Regions from separate parts of the Homo sapiens genome. Here region 2 is linked to region 1. Evidence: chromatin contacts called from ENCODE Hi-C or POLR2A ChIA-PET data. All regions are on one chromosome and are shown on one strand. Each heading gives the region's core, a stretch centred on a gene start or an enhancer-like site at or near the end of the contact. The rest is flanking DNA. Distances are from core to core; before and after follow the strand shown.

Region 1 (5,183 bases), core at 160-2,659:
TTAGCAGTATATTAATCTTAACAAAGTCTAAGATTAATACCTTCATTTTTTTCAAACATTCAAGGATTTCCCCTTTTGTGTTACAGGATATTGTATTCTGTTAATTGAAATCTATTTTCATTCATTTTTCATCAGCAAATATTTATTGAGTGCTTACTGTATGCCAACACTGTCATAGTAGCACACAATACATCAGTAAACAAAATCTTCCAAAATAAGAATTCTTAACCCCCACCCTTATAAGGTCAGCCTATAGTTAAGAGTTCTAGGGGAACTTTTTTTGTCCCTACTCCACCACACCCCCAAAGTCCAGATGCAAAAAGAAAAATTTCCTTGTGATTTATCTTTATATAAACTGTCAGAAATAAAAGTGGAAATAAACAATTAAATAGCACATACATACACATTTGTAAAATATGTATAGATATATGTATATGTGTGCATATCCATGCACGCATATAAACAAAGATTTTATCAGAATATATCCCTGTGTACTTTAAAGACTCCTATTTGTCACAAAGCTGATTATCAAAAATAAAAGGAAAAAAAAGCAGAAAAAGAAAAAAAGCATACCTTCTCCTCATTTCCCCTGTCTACATCAGCCACATTCCTCTCTTTTTACAAATTCTTTTGGCATTTACCTCCATATTTATTTTAAAAACATGCTTATATTACTACTTCCTGATTTTTTCTATTTCTGTCATTACAAGTAAATTCCCGAGGTTGGCAGAGGAGGTTTAGCTGTTTTGCTTTACCTCCTCCATTATACCATTTACTCTCCTGCCCCACAAGGTTAATTCCAGGGATGACAATACGTGGTTCATTTTGCACAGTTATATCCTAATACTGATGTGGACAATCTTTATTTCGCATCTACTATTTTAAAATTATACAAACTCTATAGGTGAACAAAGTAACTTAAATATTTTCTGCCTTTTCTGAACTATTTTTTTATTTTCCCTGCTAATAAACATAGTCTTGAGTTTTTACTTGGTGTGGGTTTTGTTCATCTATATAGCTGAGTGCTTGATAAGTCTTTTGTCTCTGGAAACACATAACTGGCCATTTGGGGGTGTTAAAAGAAAAACTTTAGACAAATTCAATTTAGCAGAGTTTATGTATTTATTTATTTATTTTCAGACAGAGTCTTGCTCTGTCACCCAGGCTAGAGTGCAGTGACATGATCTCGGCTCACTGCAACCTCCGCCTCCCGGGTTCAAGTGATTCTCCTGCCTCAGCCTCTTAAGTAGCTGGGATTACAGGTGCATGCCACTGCACTGGGCTATTTTTTTTTTTTATTTTTTGGTATTTTTAGTAGAGACGGGGTTTCACCAGGTTGGTCAGGCTGGTCTCGAACTCCTGACCTCGTGATCCGCCCGCCTCGGTCTCCCAGTGTGCTGAGTTACAGGCGTGAGCCACTGTGCCCGGCCAGCAGAGTTTGTTTAAGCAAGAGTGATTCACGAATCAGGCAGTAGCTAGAATCAATAGAGGTTCAGAGAGCTCCACTCAGCAAAGTGGAGCTCTCTGAAAGTGGAGCTCTTTATAGACAGGAGGAAGTGACACACAGAGACAGCTTGCTTGGATACAGCATGGCATTTGCTGTATTTGAACATGGTCTGATTAGCTGGCAGCCTGTGACTATTATTTGTTATAAGAATACTCTTAAGGTGGTTTGCCATTTGTGTACACGCTGAGGTTGCAGTTTGCTATGTAAAAATTCAAAATACAGAGGCAGCTTAGGCCAAATTTAATTGAATTTAATAAGGGAAAATATCTTGAACTATTTTGTTGTCTGGGTATTGGACTTTCTGAACTAGCCCTCTGGCTTTCTTTTCTTTTCAATAATATTTTCCATCTTGTGTTTTTACTCTATCCTGGGTGATTTTCAACTCTTTTATTACGTTTTGTTTTCTGAATGTTGTTTCTTTTTTTTGTTTTTTGTTTTTGGCATTCTGGTTTTTTTTTTTTTTTGTAATATCTTTTCTTCTCTCATTCCTTTGAGAAAAGATATTAGTATCTTTCCACATCTCTGTGAGAATATTAATGATAGTTCTTTTAAAAAATGTTTTTTCTCCCTGCATAGTCTCCATTTTTTCTAAGTTGCTTTACCACCCTGTTTACATGTTTGTTTGATTTGGTTTATATGTATCATGATAGAGGCTTTCTTTGATATCTGATGGCCCTTGAGTGTCTGTTCATATTTACTGGCTATGGGAGCACCAGTGACCTGATTGGTGAGGCTCTGAGAGTGAGGGTTTGGGTTGCAGCTGAGACATATCTTTGGGGAACTCCTTGGCATCAGTAGCTTTGGATCTTTCCTCTTGTGTTTGTCAGAGGCTCCAGGAAGTTTTCCATTCTCCTGTCTGGGATGTTTAGTGCTAGCTGCATATGTCCTGGGAACTAGTGAGAGAACAGGCTAAGGATCTCAGCATTCAACTGATGTTCTGTTTTCAGAATTATGCACCTGTCCTAAGCAGACGCTGATGTCTGGCAGTCTAGTGATTCTTACATCCTTCAGTGACTAGATCTCTGGTCATTTTTCTGCATTTGGGAAGGGACAGTTACCTATGGTATGGGAGGAGGAACAAGTAGGAGGTGGGTGGAAATGTGGAGATTAACTGTTTCTTAAAATGACCTGCAATCAATTATTTCATTTTTAACTTTAACTTTACCTTCACTTCCTAGAGGTTCCTCCTGCCAGTTCTAAGCTTTTGGGAGATTTTAAAATTAAAGGTCTGTTTTTGTTTGTTTGTTTGTTTGTTTTAGCTTTCCCCAGTACAGGATTAGGATTCAGCCTTCTACAGTTCTTCTAAGTCAGTTACTGCTCTTCCATATGTTTTTAAGCTTCCAATGTTTTACCATTACTGATCTGTCCTGCACCTCTTTATTCTTGTGAAAAAATTTTCTTTGCTCCCATTTTAGTGGGGTTTCAGAAAGGCATAACAGTAAATGATAAAATAATCCTTTGTATGCATCCAGAAGTAGCATGCATTTTTTCTGATTCTCCTTCAGTGAGTAAGTATGGTTCTTCAGTAAGTGTGGCCCTATGGTTCCACCAATAGTGCTCTCCAGAGGTCTTGGTTCAGGTACCACAGAAAAAAGGCCTTCTTTCTTTTCCTCTTTGTTATGGTTTAAATCAAAACTTCTATTTGACCAATTAAAAAAATTCCTCTGGACAGCTTGGCATGGAGCACGGATTTATAAATCTGATTTCTTGTTCCTTTAGGGATTTCTTTTACTTTTTTGTGAGCTCAGCTTTGTATTTAAAAGGATGGATGTCTCTCAGGACTGGCAATGGTTACTTAGGCAGATAATGTCATATTTATCCATTCATTTTACAAGCAGTATTTAACCCTATATATACCCTGTGCTTGAAGGTATGGAGAGATATGTCCCTGTTGTACATGTGCCCAAGAGGACTAGAGAATTGAACAGAATAAAGCAGATTTGAGCAGTGTCCCTAATTGAGCACAAGAGGGTCGCCAACCCAAGGTGTTGGAGAGAACCACGAAGTAACATATAAGGAAGGGCACGCCCACAGGTTATGGTCAAAGGAGGCTTGGAAACATGGCAGGAATTGGATCACTGGAAGGAGACATTTTAATTTGACACACACACAAAATGGAGAGTTAATGTTTCCTGAACCTGAAGCTGTTATGATCAAATAGTGTTTCACCAGAGAATTTTGAGAGCTTTATATATTGACCATGAGACAAGGAGGGACAGGGATGACTAGAGATAGAGAAACCAGCTAGGAACAACCACAATAGTCCATGGACCAACTGTGGCTTTCACACTCATTTTTTTTTTCTTTTTGGGAGAAAGATAATTTATAAAGGTCTCAACTATTTCAAATGTGTGTGTTGGTTTTTTTTTAATTTGATTTAGGATTCAAACTTTACTTCAATATCAGAGGACTCTGAAGTTCTCTTAGAAACATTATCTAGAGTCATTTGCTTGCCAAATATTTCTAAGTAGCAACAACAAAAACAATTAAATTCTTTGTAGTTAAAAGGCCTTTCTAGATGTGAAAAAGAACATTTGCTCATAATACCATTTAATTCTACTTTCAGTCTGTGACCTCAGGCATCCTGAGACATCCAAATCCAATTTATTCTGGAAAATGTTTTAGATTTCAAAATTTCAGATAACTAGAGCCTATATTTCATTTTTTTAAAATTTGCATACTCTTTTAAAGTTTAACACAAGAAAATCAAAGAAGCCATAATTACTGTAAATAAAAAAATAAAAATGCATTTTTTAAAACCCCAAGAAATTTCCCCAAATTTCACTAAAACACTGTCATTAATCTATGTATTAATCCATAAAGATTTCTGAAAGGTATAAAGGATTTAAAATGTCAATTACATTTAATTCTCATTAGTTCTAATTAGTGAGTACAGACAAATACTACCTTCAAAAATACCATTTTTTTAATATCCAATACAAATTAGGTTGTCTTTTTACCGGCTTATACATTTTTTTTTATTTATTATCCTTTCTCAAAACGCTTTTTCACTCTCAACCTTCTTTTTAGTGATTGGGTTTTTGTTCATATACTTTCTTCACAGGCTTTTCCACTTTTTTAGAAAGCATTTTCACTTAACAATGTGGAGAAGATGACAATGATAACACACAGGTTTAAACAACACAACAAGCAATGCAAGCAAAATAGAAGCCATCTTACAGGCAAAGCAGCTAGATCCAACTACAGGGCACCCTATACCCTCCTGCCCAAACTTGTGTTCAAATTATAAGTTTTCACTGGCCCCAGCATGCAGATATTTTATAGCAGGTTTTCAATTAGGGTACTGCATGTGGGATAAAAATGGACGCAAGCCATTACAGGGAATATTTGCAGAGTGAGAATTCAGGTAGTAAGGGTTATCTATATTGTGCTCTGTGCGTCCACTGTCTTCTCTAAAAAAAACTAGGTGAAAAAAATTTTAATTAACAAAATATATACAAACAAAATACAAAAACACAAAAAGGAAGACAAATTATTATATTTATTTTCTTATGGTTTGCATTCTTTCTTCTGATCAGACAACAAATCCCTTTGTGGAAGTGACCTCATTTTACAATTCAGTCCAACAAATGATGCTGGCCGCCCACGTGGTGCCAGGCACAGCGCCAGGCACTGGAGGCAGGGAGCTACTTATGACGCAGATGGAGCACCAAGG
Region 2 (4,952 bases), core at 1,676-4,175, 240 kb after region 1:
AAGGAAAATGGGGGCAGTAGGAGTTTAAGAAACTTGCCTAAGTTACCTAACCTGCTCGCTAACCTCTGATCTCTTTAACTATTAAATGTTGGTAATAGGCCTAGCAAGATGGCTCATGCCTCATCCCAACACCTTCATGCCTCATCCCAGTGCTTTGGGAGGCCAAGGCGGGAGGATGGCTTGAGGCCAGGAGTTTGACACCAGTCTGGGTAACAGAGTGAGACCCTGTTTCTGCGATAAATAAATTTTTAAAATTAGCCAGGCATGATGTGGCATGCGCCTGTAGTCCCAGCTACTTGGGAAGCTGAGGTGAGAGGATCGCTTGAGCCCACGAGATCCAGGCTGCAGTGAGCCATGATTGCATCACTGCATGCCAGCCTGAGTGACAGTGAGACCCTGTATAAAAAGGAAGTTTTTTTTAAGATGATAATAATAGCTCTTACCCTAATAGGATTATGTGGTGAGAATTAATTTAAGAAAATGCATATGATGCATAGTGCCTGGGGCACATAGTAGGTGCTCAGTACATCTTAGCAGTTATTACATTGGTGCAGAAGTAATTGTGGGTTTTGCCATAAAAAAAAAAAAGGCAAAACCCGCAATTACTTCTGCACCAATGTTGTGCAGTGAGATAAGCACAAAGCAGTGTCAAAATAGAGAGCTGGGGGGAAAACAGGCAAAAACCACAAAGACTTTTGCACCAACGTAACAGCAGCCTGAAGAGTGGCTCCAAAGGAAAGATGCACATATTGTTTGCAGACCTATGTGAAAACCACTGTTTGGGGCTCTGTTATTTGCAGAGGTAATGTTTTGGGTTGGAGGAAGTACTGTGGAATTGGAAAGGTTGGTGGGGTCATATTGTGAAAGACCAGGGATCCCTGGACTTTGCTTTGTAAAAAGTGTGTTCTGTTCTTCCTTCAATTTCTAGCTCTCTACTTTGACATTGCTTTTAAAAACAACTCCTAAGTACTTCCAAGTTACCGCTGCCCCCTCCTCTTCCATCTCCTCTGCCTGCTAGTTGTGCCCACAGCACTGCCCCCATCCGCAGATGACACCTGGGGGTCACAAGGGTCTGACCTCAGCTCTGGGCAGGCTGAGCCGAGCACATGCCCTGACACTTATCTCACCGCTGGAAAGCTTGGCTTCTGAGTTCTTGGGTGGCAACTATCCCAAGGAAGCTGCTTTCTCTTTATAACAGATTCTGGAGGGCTGAGGGAGCTGATCTCATCATGTCCTTGGATGGTACTATCCATCTTGGCAGAAGGGAGGGCTGAGAGTGCTCAGGCCTTACCTGGGAGTCCCTGCAGGAGCCTGCACAAAGCTGTTTTTTTGTGTTCAGGGGACACTTTTGGGCAGCATTAGAGAAGAAAGGAGTAACTGGGATACTCTGGGGACGGCTGGCTGGCTGCAGAAGATGGGTCCTTCTAGCAGCTCCCAGTGAATATGACTAATCAGTTCAACATCACAGAAAGAGCCCAGGCCTGAGAGGGAGAAGATTAACAGCGAGGTGACTGTGAGCAAGTTACTGCCCTCTAGGCTGGAGCTGCCTCACTGGCATATCTGAGAGGCAGTGTTGGGTAGTGATTAAGAGCAAAATCTACAACCAGTATTGCTAGATTGGACTCCTGGCTTTACCACTAACAAGAGCAGGGCTCTCAGCCTCTATAAGCCAAATGCCCTCATTTGTAAAATTTCCTTATTTCAAATCCTGTCGGTGCAAGATTAAGAGTTAATATATACAAATAAAGTACTTGGAACAGTAGATGGCACAGAAAACATTATGTGTGTTTACTAGTATTACGGCCACTAGTATTAATGCCTTTACTGCCATATCGAGGATGTTGGATTAGTGAGCCTTTGAAGGTCTCTTAAAAAGTCTGCAGTTCTATTTCCCTGCACTATGAGCCCCGTTTAGATTTCAGACTTAATCTAGCATTTGCTGAGTGCTTACTATATATGAATATATTATCTTATTTAATCCTTGCAACAAGCCCTGTGCATCCCATGTTATTATGTTCATTAAGAACTGAGAAAATCGGAGCTCAGAGAATCTAAGTGAAGTTCTCAGAATCACACAGCTAGCACACGGCCAAGCAGGATTCACCTGCAGTCCAGCCCAGCGTTCTTTCCAGTCTACCAGCAAGGGGACAAAGGATCAGTTCTTTGCTACCAAGCTGTCATATCTGTCCAAGAATAAGGGCCAAGGCTTCTGTTCCCAGCAGATCTCGTTCTGGGGCTGTGCATGCTGAGCCTGTCTCAAGGGTGAGTGGAGGATTTGCCAATGAAAATGTTACCAGCTGAACTAGCATTGGCCAGCCATATTGGGGCCAAGAAGGAGGAGAACTAAAATTAATCCTCTCATTACCAGTCTGACCTGCAGAAGGATGAGCAGCACCAAGCCAGGAAGAAGAACTCCAGCAACATCTGCTGCTGCTTGCTCGACTTTCATTTCCTCTGCCCCTCCTGGGAATGCCATGCGGGTACCAGGATGCTGAGATGTGGTGCATGTGCGCACCCCCACTCACACAGAAGCACATATGCTGGAGACAGAATTAGGAGCCCGCTGAGATAGCGCTTTGAAAAGAAGAGAAGTTGGTGGAATATGTGGGTTTTCTCCCTTGTGCCAAGTCCCCTCTGAGAAGGGTATTTGGATCAGAGGTAGAATCTCTGAGTCATGACGTGACTGGTTTTTGCAAATGTGTCTAGGCCACTTGCCTGGTCATGGAGGGGTCCTGCCCACTGGCAGACCTCAGCTCCTGTCGGTGAGGGGCTTTGAGTATGGAAAAGAGAGGAGTGGGGACTTGCTATGGCCTGGCAGCCAATGGTTGTGTGTGGGGTTGGGGGCTGGAGAGAGAAGGGCTAACTCTTTGGAAAGCCTGCCTGCTTGTTCTATTCTTGCAGAGGCGCCTGGGGGAGGGAAGGAGGAACACAGAAGGCAGAGTCATAAGGAGACGCCGCGGGTGGGGGTGGGAGGAGGTAAGGGCTGTGGAGGGAGGGAAGAAGGCATTGTCAAACTCTCTGGATGGTCATCAGCCAGATGTGGAGACCATATGGAGGAGGCAGGCTGGAGGTGTGCAGGGAGGGGAAGAAGACAAACTGAGGGGAGGAGACTGGGAAGGGCAGAAGAGGCAGGTGAAGGCTGCTGACCTAAGCCATCAGAGTGGGAAGCCGGAGGAGCTCCCATGCCCCCAATAGGCTGGTCCATGCACCAGGGCCACAGGGGTCACCAGGCACTTCTGCTCAAGGCTCAGCCCAGTTTCTCTGCTTTCAGTTCTGAAACTCAAACCCCACAATGCACTCCCTGCTCCACACTAGCCCTTAGGCCTTCTCTCCTCCTCATGTGTTCCCCCCACCTGTATATCCTCAAGTTCACGACTGCAAAGTGACAACAGTGGTGGATACAAGAGAAATTCCCCGAGGAAATGAGCTGGTGTTTCCTGGTCTCCCTCAATGCCTCTGGAATGCAAGGGAAATCGGATTTGGCCCCTGCTGATCTGATACCTCCCTGGTGCTGGGAACTCTGTCCAGCCCTGGCCATTTGCTGCCTCTGGGGGAGCTGGGACAGGTGGGAGCCAGCTGTTGTTAGGACTTTGCACACTAGTGGCTCGTGGGAGCTCCTGTACCCCTTAGAAAACAGAACTCAACAGCAGTGAGCAGACTGGCTGATCCTGCAGGAATCTTTGGGGGAGAAGGTATATGATGAGTGAACCGGAACACCTGGAGACCCTGTACCTGAAGAGCACTCAGGAGCTCCACTAAGGGAGGATGAGAAAGAAGGCTAAAGGGTGGAGGGGGAGAGGGCAGGGATGTGATAAGAACAAAGCGTGAGTCTTCCTACATTCCAACTGGGTCCACTCATCCCAGCTGAGCACCAGACAGTGAACTGTGGACTCCAGTATGGAATACAGCCAGTCACTGGGCAAGAGTCCTTCCTTTCCAGGGGAGGTCTCTTCTTGTTCCCCCACTGTATCCCTCCAGGGCTGGCACATCCTCTGAACATGGACACAAAGGCTCCAGCATTAAAGTAAGAAGAGATAGAGGCTACCTGGCCTGGAGGAAGAGGAAGAATGTAAAATGGCCTCCAAAGGATTCTCTTAGGGTAAAGGAGACCAAACTTTGCCTGTGTCCTGGACAGTCTAGGCAGTCTGATTGGAACTATGTTCTTCTTCTTGGACCAGTCCTTTGTTGAGAAGTCTGAGCTGGAGTCCTGGGGCCAGCTGTCTCCACAACAGGAATCACTGCTCCCCAGGGGAATGGGCTGGAAATCTGGAAAGGTCATCCATAGCCCCAGGGAGCAACAACCTGAGGCCCTGGTTGGCAGAGGTCAGGCTGGAGAATGGCAGTCTTCCTAAGAGAGTGCCTCAGAAAACCTGATAGCCAGAGAAAGAAGACAGGCTGGTTCAAACCATAGTTAAAAGATGCCTAGGGACTCACTAGGATGGTTATAGGGTTGGACACGGGCCGGCTTCCCATTGTGTGGTATCTTGGGGTTTTGTCTGAAGTGAATTGATGGATGGCTCAATTCTGTTTCTGTTGGAACCAACCAGCCTTACGTACCCTCCTTCTCTCTCATAGTTGTCTGGTGCTTTACAGTTTATAATAGGCTTTCAAAGTCAGGTTTGAGTTAAGGTCACAATAACTGTGAAATAAACAAGTAAGGAATTGTTGCCACTTCACAGATGAAAAAATAAAGGTCCCAGGATGGTGCTTCTAGCACTGGTTCCCATCAGCCTTTCCAGTGAGATGACAAGAGCTGGGTTAGACAGGTAAGCCCTGCAGAGGGGTCCCAGTGGCCTGCAACTAACTCTAGACTCATTCATTTCATTTCCACGGGCATGGGTAAGAAGAGGCTGTCACCCCTTCTTTACTCCTCAAATTATGCCTGTATCCACATCTGCCCTTACCTACCAGAGCAAGGAGCCATGGCCAACTTAAGCATGGGTTTCCAGGCT

The links. A loop is a pair of places that touch in the nucleus more often than their neighbours do. ChIA-PET counts read pairs that join two places held with the same protein, here RNA polymerase II (POLR2A). Pooled maps may share reads with other maps.
Region 2: a loop to region 1 is called in a map of breast epithelium, with 18 times the contacts of the local background. The contact joins two enhancer-like sites. A Hi-C loop is called at or near these places in 1 of 168 maps with a recorded cell type or tissue (breast epithelium), 2 of 37 single-sample maps with no recorded cell type and 1 of 50 pooled maps. POLR2A ChIA-PET finds 5 or more read pairs at or near these places in 1 of 52 experiments (CD8-positive, alpha-beta memory T cell).

Annotation. Positions count from the first base shown.
Region 1 is chr1:207,936,707-207,941,889 of GRCh38, forward strand. No RefSeq gene overlaps it. Among named protein-coding and RNA genes, the nearest start is that of LINC02767, 20 kb to the right of the region's middle. Within about 2 kb of position 1,410, at least 4 of the 41 ENCODE cell types and tissues checked have a DNase peak (open chromatin) inside an H3K27ac peak, as active enhancers do.
Region 2 is chr1:208,171,451-208,176,402 of GRCh38, forward strand. All of the region lies in intron 3 of PLXNA2 (plexin A2), which reads right to left. Among named protein-coding and RNA genes, the nearest start is that of PLXNA2, 70 kb to the right of the region's middle. RefSeq lists an enhancer at 3,180-3,680. Within about 2 kb of position 2,926, at least 3 of the 41 ENCODE cell types and tissues checked have a DNase peak (open chromatin) inside an H3K27ac peak, as active enhancers do.